Linked DNA regions of Homo sapiens: region 1 is linked to region 2. Evidence: read pairs that join two places in POLR2A ChIA-PET (ENCODE). Cell type or tissue: GM12878. All regions are shown on one strand. Each heading gives the region's core, and the rest is flanking DNA. Links, peaks and the distances in the headings are about the cores only. Region 1 overlaps METTL8 (methyltransferase 8, tRNA N3-cytidine). Region 2 overlaps DCAF17 (DDB1 and CUL4 associated factor 17).

The links. Peaks named below come from ENCODE experiments on the same cell type or tissue, not always from the same donor. Only the 100,000 strongest peaks of a DNase experiment are listed, where the experiment ranks them.
Region 1: POLR2A ChIA-PET joins it to region 2 with 10 read pairs; 7 of 35 experiments call an interaction of 5 or more read pairs at or near these places.

The regions. Positions count from the first base shown.
Region 1 is chr2:171,334,422-171,339,803 of GRCh38, forward strand. It overlaps METTL8 (methyltransferase 8, tRNA N3-cytidine), which reads right to left. Exons shown (of 10, transcript NM_001321154.2): 4 at 4,763-5,133; 5 at 3,032-3,081. Among named protein-coding and RNA genes, the nearest start is that of METTL8, 97 kb to the right of the region's middle. RefSeq lists a silencer at 2,418-2,477. In GM12878, for the core only: no CTCF peak of the experiment used is centred there; no DNase peak of the experiment used is centred there; H3K27ac peaks cover 3,588 bases.
Region 2 is chr2:171,438,134-171,443,515 of GRCh38, forward strand. The region is part of intron 2 of DCAF17 (DDB1 and CUL4 associated factor 17); the gene reads left to right. Among named protein-coding and RNA genes, the nearest start is that of DCAF17, 6.6 kb to the left of the region's middle. In GM12878, for the core only: no CTCF peak of the experiment used is centred there; no DNase peak of the experiment used is centred there.

The sequences.
Region 1 (5,382 bases), core at 193-5,192, 100 kb before region 2:
ATATCACTACTACCACCACACCACCAAGCACTCTCTTGGCAGGGGTCTATGAATTAAATGATCCTTGGAGAATGATATGACCTCTCCATTTCAGAGGTCTAATTATGGTAAAATATTCTGAAAATGTAAAACATTAATCCTACACTCTCTAAAAGTAGTAAAACATAATTTCTTAAGCAGAAAAAAAAAGTCTAATAATTCCTTTGGAAGGCTAATCACTGGTTGCCTTTAAAAGATGAATTAATTATCTGAGGTTATTGAGCTACAGTAATTTCTAAAACATAGGTATGAGGCAAAGAAAGACAGAGCTAAGAAGAAAGAGTTAGGGAGTGAGGAACCAAGAGCTTGCAATTATAAGCTGAAGGGAGAAGCAGAGGTGAAAAATACAACTAGCAAGTGGGGGAATGAGAGATATTAATCAGGCAATATGTATTGAGCTCCAACTAAGCTGTACTGTTAGGCAACCTGGGAAATCAGATTAGGATAAAATATGCCCTCTACCTTAAGGAATATAAAAAGTGGTCGGAGAGACAAGGCATAAATAAATGACATGCTAAATAATACCTTGAGATCAGTCATAAAGTAACACACAATCAACTGCCAATGTAGTGTATTTACGTGTATTATAAGCTCAGAGACCACTGGGGTAAAGGAATATGGCTATGTGACATAAGCAAGTTTGAAATTTCAGCCCAGAAACTAGAAAAAGGAAAACAAAACTAACAAAGACACAAACAGAAAGGACATTCAGAACTGTAAATTTACCAGCATCACCCAGGCCTGGCCACATTAACTGGTTATTAAATGATAGTAGGAAACTACTCACTATTCATTATGTTAGGTTTATAATAATATTAGAGAGTATACTGAGTTTTGGGAGATATATCCTGAATAATCAAGGATAAAGTATCATGATGTTGGCATTATATTGGTAATTGTTGAATTGAGGTGTTAGGCATATGGAAATTCACTGTACTCTTTGCTTTTCTGAATGTTTTTTAATTAAAAAAATTTTTTTTGAGACAGAGTCTCTTGCTCTGTCACCCAGGCTGGAGTGCAGTAGTGCGATCTCAGCTCACTGCAACCTCCACCTCCTGGGTTCAAGCAATTCTCCTGCCTCAGCCTCCCGAGTAGCTAGGATTACAATTGTGCACCACCACACTCAGCTAATTTTTGTATTTTTAGTAGAGACAGGGTTTCACCATGTTGGCCAGGCTGGTCTCAAACTCCTGACCTCAAGTGATCTGCCTGCCTCGTCCTCCCAAAGTGCTGGGATTACAGGTGTGAGCCACCGCACCAGGCCCCAGATGCTTTTACATTTTAATAATAAAAAGTTTAAAAGATCACATCATTTAAAAATATGCATAAAGACTGAAAGGAATTAAAACAAAAATTTTGTCAGTGGCTATGTTAGGATGATGAGTGATTCCCTCCCTCTCCTTTTCCTCTAATGGAAATGTTCTGCAACGTGCTAATGCTGATTTTATAATGGAAAAATAATGTGAACTTAAAAAAAATGTGTAAACTTAAAAAAGAATAGAGCTTGGCAGATTGGCCATAGATAAAAGGTGTTTGAAGAGTTTTGTGTGTTCATCATGGAAAAAGTAAAAGACACAGGTGAAATGGTGAACAGGAAGGGTGAGCCTGGAGCAAATCTCTGTCCCTGTAGTCAAACTCTGCTTTTTTTTTTTTTGAGACAAAGTTTCGCACTGTTGCCTGGGCTGGAGTGCAGTGGCGCATCTCAGCTCACTGCAACCTCCACCTCCTGGGTTCAAGCAATTCTCCTGTCTCGGCCTCCCGAGTAGCTGGGATTACAGGCGCCCGCCACCACACCCAGCTAATTTTTTGTATTTTTAGTAGAGATGGGGTTTCACTATGTTGGCCAGGCTGGTCTCGAACTCCTGATCTCGTGATTTGCCCGCCTTGGCCTCCCAAAGTGCTGGGATTACAGGCATGAGCCACCACGCCCGACTGCTTTTTTTTTTTTTTTTTTTTTTTTAGACGGAGTCTCACTCTGTCGCCCAGGCTGGAATGCAGTAGCGAGATCTCGGCTCACTGCAAGCTCGGCCTCCCGGGTTCACGCCATTCTCCTGCCTCAGCCTCCCGAGTAGCTGGGACTACAGGCGCCCGCCACCACGCCTGGCTAATTTTTTGTATTTTTAGTAGAGACGAGGTTTCACCGTGTTAGCCAGGATCGGCTTTTTTGAGTCTTAGGATTAGTTGCTGCTACCTCCAAACAATTTTAAGCCTAGACACAATGATTTGGCATGCAAACATCTTACATAGGGTGTTGCTTCAGAAGGGATGACAAAATGAGGCTTAAGTTGTAAGCTTTACATTCAATTGTCTATGTGTAAAATGACATCTAAGTATCTAGGGAGAGTAAATAATCTCTGAAGTTTAGCAGTTCACAGCTCAGTGGAAGGATGAAATCACTTCCTCTTTTTTTTTTTTTTTTTTTTTTTGAGACTGAGTTTTGCACTTGTTGCCTAGACTGGAGTGCAATGGCGCAGTCGGGTCACTGCAAACTCTGCCTCCTGGTTCAAGCAGATTCTCCTGCCTCAGCTTCCCAAGTAGCTGGGATTACAGGCATGCGCCACCATGCCTGGCTAATTTTGTATTTTTAGTAGAGGTGGTGTTTCACCATGTTGGTCAGGCTGGTCTTGAACTCCTGACCTCAAGCGATCCACCCGCCTCAGCCACCCAAAGTGCTGTGATTAAAGGCATGAGCCACCATGCCCAGTCTGCTTCCTCTTTTCTTATTCTCTCATCCATATACACATAAGCTTAAAAAATTACTTCAAAACAATGATGGACAACCCATGGCTACGAAACACTATTTTCAGAGTAATTCCCAGTTCACATGAAAGTAGACATTGAGATTAAGACATTTCTTTTGAAATTTGCTTGAGCCATTGTTCATATAAGAATTAGAAACACTACTGGCATACACGTGACAATATTTTCCCAGAATTTCTCAACATTCCATAAATATGTAAAATTCTGTAGAAAGAAAACTCTTAAAACTCACTCCAAAGTGTTCAAAATTGGAAACACACTATTTCCAGCTCCACAACCAACCTAAAATCAAAAGAACAAGCAAATATCAAAAAAAGCAAGGTTAAATTTTTGTCACCAATGTCAGATCTCCTATTAAAGAAAAAAACAATTAGACTTACTGGATCTCTGGGCACAGGATAATTTTCTAAACTCAAAAGCAATGAAATAAATCACAGGAATAAACACTAAGAAATCTGACTATGGAAACATTTAAATTTTTTACACACCAAAACCCAAAATAAACCAAATTTAAAAATAACCAATACGCTGTGAAGAAAACTGCAATGAATATGATAAAGGGCAAGGCTCATTAGGAAAAAAAAAAAAACAGATAAGCAGAGAAAATAAATGGACAGAACAAAAAAGAAGTACAAATGATTCTAAACATTTGAAGTATGTGACCTACTTAGTCATCAAAGAAACGCATATTAAAACAAGGTACAATTTTTGTCTAACAAAGTGGAAAACATTAAAATAATACTTCAATCAATGAGGGTGTGATGAAACAGACATACACTGTCATGGAATGGTATTAGTACAACTTCTTAGAAAGCAAGTGGGCAATATGTTTTAAAAGTATTAAAAATCTTCATAAATTATGAACTAGAAAATCTAACCTAAAACAATAAAAGAAAATGCAGGTAAAGGCTATACCCAAAATGTTTGCTTCAGAAAATCTGAAAACAATTAAAATGCCCAGTAGTGTGAAAATAGATAAGTAAAATTATAGTACTCCACATAGTAAAATATTTTGTAGCCATCAAAATATTTACAGAGAATTTTTAAAGATAGTGAAAACTGCTTATGATGCCATGTTAAATAGAAACAAACAAAACTTAGAATACATGTACAGTAATAAAAGAAGAAAAAGGTCAGCCAGGCACAGTGGCTCATGCCTGTAATCCCAGCACTTTAGGAGGCTGAGGCGGGCGGATCACCTGAGGCCAGGAGTTCAAAACCAGCCTGGCCAACGTGGCGAAACCCTGTCTCTACTAAAAATACAAAAAAATTAGCTGGGTGTGGTGGCAGGCGCCTGTAATCCCAGCTACTCAGGAGACTGAGGCAGGAGAATTGCTTGAACCCGGGAGGCAGAAGCTGCAGTGAGCTGAGATGGCGCCACTATACTCTAGCCCGGGCAACAAGAACAAAAGTCTGTCTCAAAAAAAAAAAAAAAAGAAGAAAAAGGTCACTAAAATGTTAACAGTGGTGAAATCCTTTGTTTGTAGGATTGGTGATAAATTATCTCCTTGTTAGCAAATTTTCTATAATCAATATACATTGCCTTTAAAATAAGAAAGACAGGGTTTAGTTTTAAAAATAGAAAACCAAGGTCTACACCAGATTATAGCAAATTATATATCTCACTTATTTCTATTTCATCTAAAAAGGGGTAATAACAAAGAGAGTAAAAATTAAGGCCAAAGCTTCATTGGTACTTAAAACTGCCCTCAGATTAAAATGAAAACAGACAATTTTTTTTTTTTTAAAAACCAGCAAAACCAGATTTAAACCACAAACTTAAAACTTGACTGATTAAAGACATGAGTCCCTTAGATATTATTTATGCACAGAAGTACACTGAATGCTTATTTACATTTGATAGTTTTCCACCAAAAAAAATCTGGATTTTTAATAAAATAATACAGAATGTACATTTTCAAATTATTTGTCACCTCCCATTTTTGTCCCTTGAGCACAATACCTCTAGTATCCTGAAAGTGGCATTGCTACCAGGAAACAATCCAGTCTCCATAGGTCCTTTTTTGTGTTTTTCAGAGTCTAGGTTGGAAAAATCAGATTCTGTTTTGCTTTGACCTTCTGAAGAACCAGAACTTTTCTCATAATGATTTTTTTCATCAGGCACAGTAGGACAGTGCATTCTTGAGAAACGATTTGTAGCACTAGTTTTTACATGATCCCATGATGATTCTCTCGCCTTCTCTTCAGGTTTTTGATCAACTGGAAGAATTTCAGGAAATTCCCTCAACAGCCAATTACGATCCTTGAAAAACTTATTCTTATGAATCTTGTAAAATGTGTCCCAGTATTTACTAGCTTCTCTCTCATACTTAACTAAAATAAAGAGGAAAAAGAAAGATTTATTTTACTACGAATTATATTTACTATTAGCTACTGTCTTGATAATTGTTAAACATATACATTATCATTTATAACAATTATATTTACAAATGAATAACTTTAATATTATAATATTTTAATCTATCTGATAAAAGGTTGAAACTACAGAGCTTTAATTCTCTCAAAATGTGTCAAAATGTGGGATATTTAGTCCTACCCCTGTGAATCTGCTTTTATCTTAAT
Region 2 (5,382 bases), core at 81-5,080:
TGTTGTTCACTCTCCAAATATATTGGGATTTTCCAGTTATCATTGTTTTATTGATTTGTGGTTTAATACCACTATGACCCAAGAGCATACTTTATATTAGTTCTAGTCTTTTAAATTTGTTAAGGTGTCTTTTATGGCTCAGAATGTGGTCTACCTTGGTGAACGTTTCGTGTAAGCTTGAGAAGAATGTGTATTCTGCTGTCGTTGGATGAGATATTCTGTTTGATCCAGTTGACTGATGGTACCTTTCAGTTTAAGTATATGCATAATTACTAACTTTCTGCCAGCTGGATGTGTTAATTACTGATGGGTATTGAAATCTCTATAATAGTGAGTGGATTTATCTATTTCTCCTTGCATTTCTATCCGTGTTTGCCACATTGTGTTTTGATACTCTGTTGTTAGATGCATATGTATTAAATATTGTTATGCCTTCTTGGAGAATTGACACCTTTTTCATTATCTTATGCCCACTTAATCCCTGGTAATGTTCCTTGCCAAATTCGACTTTGTCTGAAATTAGTATAGCTACTCCAGCTTTCTTTTGTTTAGTGTTTACACATTGTATCTTTTGCCATTCCTTTACTTTTAATCTATCTGTGCCTTTTTTTTTCCCCCCCAAAGTCAGGGTCTGGCTGTGTCTCCCAGGCTGGAGTGCAGTGGCACAATCATAGCTCACTGTAACACCAAACTCCTGGACTGAAGCAATCCGACCATCTCAGCCTCCCAAGTAGCTAGGACTATAGGCATGTGGCTATTTTTAAAACAATTTTTTTAGAGATAGGGGTCTCAGTCGTGCTGTGTTGCCCAAGCTGATCTCATACTCCTGACCTCAAGTAGTCCTCCCACCTCAGCCTCTGCTGAGGATTACAGACACGAGCCACCAGAACACTTTAGGTATTTATGTCTCTCTCTGCTTGCTCTTATGCTCTCTGAAGAGAAATCCAAATTAATTCTTATTGTTCCCCTATATAGTTAAGGTGCTTTTTTTTCATCTGGCTTCTTTCAAGATTTTCTCTTCACTTTTGATTTTCTGCAGTTTGAATATGCTTCCCAGATTTGGGGCTTGGTATCTGTCAGTTTTGGAAAATTCTCAGCCATTATTACTTCAAATATTTATTTTTCTCTTTTTCTTCCTTCTGGTATTCCCATTATGTGGATGTTATACCTTCTCCAATTTTCCTGTAATACTTGAATATTCTGTTCTACTTTTTCTTTCTTTTTCCTCTTTTATTGCCCCAGCTTGGGAAGTTTCTGTTGACCTATCTTCAAACTCACTGATTCTGTCCTTGGCTGCATCCAGTTTACTGATAACTGTTAAAGGCGTTCTTCATTTCTCTTATGGTGTTTTTTGATTTCTAGTATTTCTTTTTTTTCCTTTTTTTTTTTTTTTTTTTTTAGAATTTTTATCTGTGTTTAATTTACCCATCTTTTCTTGCATGGTGTCCACTTTTCCCAGCTCTGATCCTGTTAATCAGCTATTTAATTAATTAGTTTAGAAATGAGGTCTTGTGACTGGGTGCGGAGGCTCACACCTGTAATCTCACACTTTGGGAGGACTAGGTGGGCAGATCACTTGAGGCTAGGAGTTCGACACCAGCCTGGCCAACATGGCGAAACCCCATCTCTACTAAAAAAACAAAAATTAGCTGGGCATGGTGGCACACACCCATAATCCCAGCTACTCCAGAGGCCAAGGCAGAAGAATTGCTTGAATCTGGGAGGTGGAGGTTGCAGTGAGTTGTGATTGCATGCCACTGCACTCCAGCCTGGGTAACAGAGCGAGACTCAAAAAAGAAAACCCCAAAAAACCCCAAACAAACAGTAAAAAACAAGAAATGAGGCGTTGCTTTGTTGCCCAGGCTAGAGTGCAGTGGCTTTTCACAGGTATGATAATAGTGCACTGTAGCCCCAAACTCCTGCACTCCAGTGATCCTCCTCCCTCAGCCTCCTGAGTATAGCTGGAACTACAGTCACATACCATCGCACCTGGCTTAATCATTGTTATTTTAATTTCTGGTCTGCTAACTCTAAAATCTCTGCCATATCTGAATCCAGTTCTGATGTTTGTTTTGTTTCTTCAAACTTTTGTATTTTGCCTGTTAGCATGCCTTGTCATTTTTTTGGTTGAGGGCTATATATGATATGATATATTGGATAGGCCAGGCACAGTGGCTTACTCCTGTCATCCCAGCACTTTTGGAGGCCAACGTCTGGGGTTGCTTGAGCCTAGGAGTTTGAGACCAGCCTAACCAACATGGCAAAACCCCATCTCTACAAAAAATATCAACATTAGCTGGGCATGGTGGCACACACCTGTAGTCCCAGCTACCAGGGAGGATGAGGTGGGAGGATCGCTTGAGCCCAGGAGGTCAAGGCTGCTCGAGCCGTCAGCATGCCACTGCACTCCAGCCTGAGCAACAGAGCGAGACAGTGTCTCAAAAAATTTTACAAATTTAAGATAATATTGGATAAAAAGAATTAAATAGGCCTTTAGAGTGAGATTTTATGTTTATCTGAGTAGGAGTTCGGCTATGATTATTGTTTGTTGTAGCCGTAGGTATTAGAGGTTAAAATTTCCTCTAGTGTGCTTATTTTTGTCTCCCCCATTGTTGGCTCCAGTGGCTTGTTCCTGGGCTTATGTTCCTGGAAAGCTGTAATTGTCAGTATCCACCTTTCTCTCCAGTTTTGGAGGCAGCAGTTTGCCCTGTGACCTGAATTCTCTGATGGATCTAAGAATAATTATGGATTTTCAGATTGTTCAGCATTTTTCGTGCTATGAGGACAGACGGGTGGCACTTCCAGGCTGTTTTCGTCTTGGACCAGAAACCAGAATTTAGAGAGAATAGTCAGCTTTTGAGATTTGTTCTAACCCCAAGAGGGCTCTGTCCTGCTAGCTTTTTCTGGTTATTTCTGGCAAATTAGCCAGCCTACAATTTAGCCTGTATCTCCGCTGAGTCTACCAGTCTCCTCCCATTTGCCTTTCATCACAAACTCCACAGATTTTGTTAGTGCTCCTAGGCCTTAACTTCTCCACACTCTGTTGCAAATAAAATTAGTTTTTCTGGAAAGAGCCACAGAGCTATCTCTTTTATGGCCTGCTTCTCCCCTCCTGCACAGTTTTTGAACTAAGGCTCTTTACCTGGTTGTGGGAGTCAATGCCATGCTTCTCTCTGAGTGACTCCCCTACTCTAGAAGCTGCGCACTTGGAGTTGAGGAAACACTGACCTCAGATCTTCCCACCTTGTCTCTCTCTCAGTGTAGAACTACTGTTTTCTAAGGAGGATAAGGCCAGTTAGGGCCTCAGTATCCTCAGCTGTGCTACATCCAAGGTAGATCCTCCATCCCATGAATAGGGGCTGGGTGGAAGAAGGGACCCCCACCTCTTGACTATACTGACCCAATACTCAGCCCCAGCAATAGGCAGCTGGGGACTGGATGAGAAATGCTGTCATCCCACCCCTCCTAGGAAGATAGCTCTCTGAGTGGAAGCTTGGAAAACAGGGAGCCTTGTACTCTTGGCTGCACCAGTCTGGAGTGGAGTTTCCATCTTGCTGAGCTGGGATTGGGAAGGAAGGGACTATGCCCTGGTTCAGACACCACAGACTCACTATTCTTACTGAGCAGTAGTAGGTTTTCTTGAATAAATGTTTCTTCATATGCTGTATGTCCCCAGGACCATTTGCAGAGACTTTAAATAGTTGTCCTTTTATGATTTTCACCAGTTTTGCCAAGGAGTTTGTCCACAGAGCTCTTCATGCCCTCATGCTGGAAGTGGAAATCTGGACATGTTATCTTATCATGTCATTATCACACCTAGGAAAATGAGCAACAATTCTTCAGGATCATTTAATGTCAAGTTTATAACTTCCTGCTTTAACTTAAAAAAAAAATTAAATTAGAGTAAGTGGTGTCAATTAGTGTTCTAATGATTAAATATTATTGAGTTATTTAATGTCCAATGGTGTTTTATCCACAGGTTATAATCGCATATGAAGTTGCCTTCATTCTTGTGAAACTGTTTGGTTTAAACTTTTGAATCAGTGAGAGAATGTCAAAGAGGTACAATAAAATTATCACCTGAAAATTGTTTCTCTTTCAACAGTAATTTAATTTCAAAGTTCATTTAAAAAAATGAAAAGGGGCTGGGCGCAGTGGCTCACGCCTGTAATCCCAGCACTTTGGGAGGCTGAGGCAGGCAGATCACGTGGTCAGGAGTTCGAGACCAGCCTGACCAACATGGTGAAACCCTGTCTCTACTAAAAATACAAAATACAAAAATTAGCTGGGCATGGTAGCATGCACCTGTAATCCCAGCTACTCAGGAGGCTGAGGCAGGAGAATCGCTTGAACCTGGGAAGCGGAGGTTGCAGTGAACCGAGATGGTGCCATTGCTCTCCAGCCTGGGAGACAGAGTGAGACTCCATCTCAAAAAAAAAAAAAAAAAAAAGAAAGAAAGAAAAGCGCCAGGCGAAGTGGCTCACACCTGTCATCCCAACACTTCGGGAGGCTGAGGCAGGTGGATTACTTGAGTCCAGGAGTTCAAGACCATCCTGGGCAACATGGCAAAACTCTGCCTCTACAAAAAATGTAACAATTAGCTAAGCGTAGTAGCATGAGCTTGTAGTCCCAGTTACTTGGGAGGCTGAGGCAGGACAATTACATGAGCCTGGGAGGTGGAGGTTGAAGTGAGCTAAGATCATGCCATTGCACTCCAGCCTGGAGTGTGAGAAACTGTCTCAAAAAAAAGGAACAAAATAAAATTAAACATTTATGATCACATCTCAACTAATCAGAGAAGTACAAATTAAAAGAGACTATTTTTCACATCAAAGATATAGCATTCAATATTGGCAGAAGTATAAATTTACTCAACCTTTCTGAAAAGTAATTTGGGAGTAAAAAAAAAAACCATAAAGGGTTTTTTGTTTTTTGTTTTTTTTAAATCCACTAGTTTTCATTCTAAAATAATGGGACCCTTTTTATCCAGTAATTTTCATTTTAAATATCAGAACAATAGTTTTTGATCTTGATGGAATTCAACAGAGATATTCTTAGTAAATGTTCAGAGGTAAAGAAAGAATTTAATATGAACCATTTTTGGAAAACAACGTCCAGGTACGTATATGTATATAAACCAGAAGGAAATGAACCAAAATGTTAATAAGGGTTATTTTTGGCAGTTTTATGGTATTGTAAACTATTTTAATCTTGTTTTTTTTTATATGAATTATGTGATCAGAAAAAAATATTAATATTTAGTTAAGAGGAAAGCAAATAAATTGTGCCTTGGTATTTCACATCTCTGAATAAAAATAGTCTCTCAAACCTGAACAAATACTGTCTTGGTTATCAAGAATAATAATCATTTATTTTTCTTTT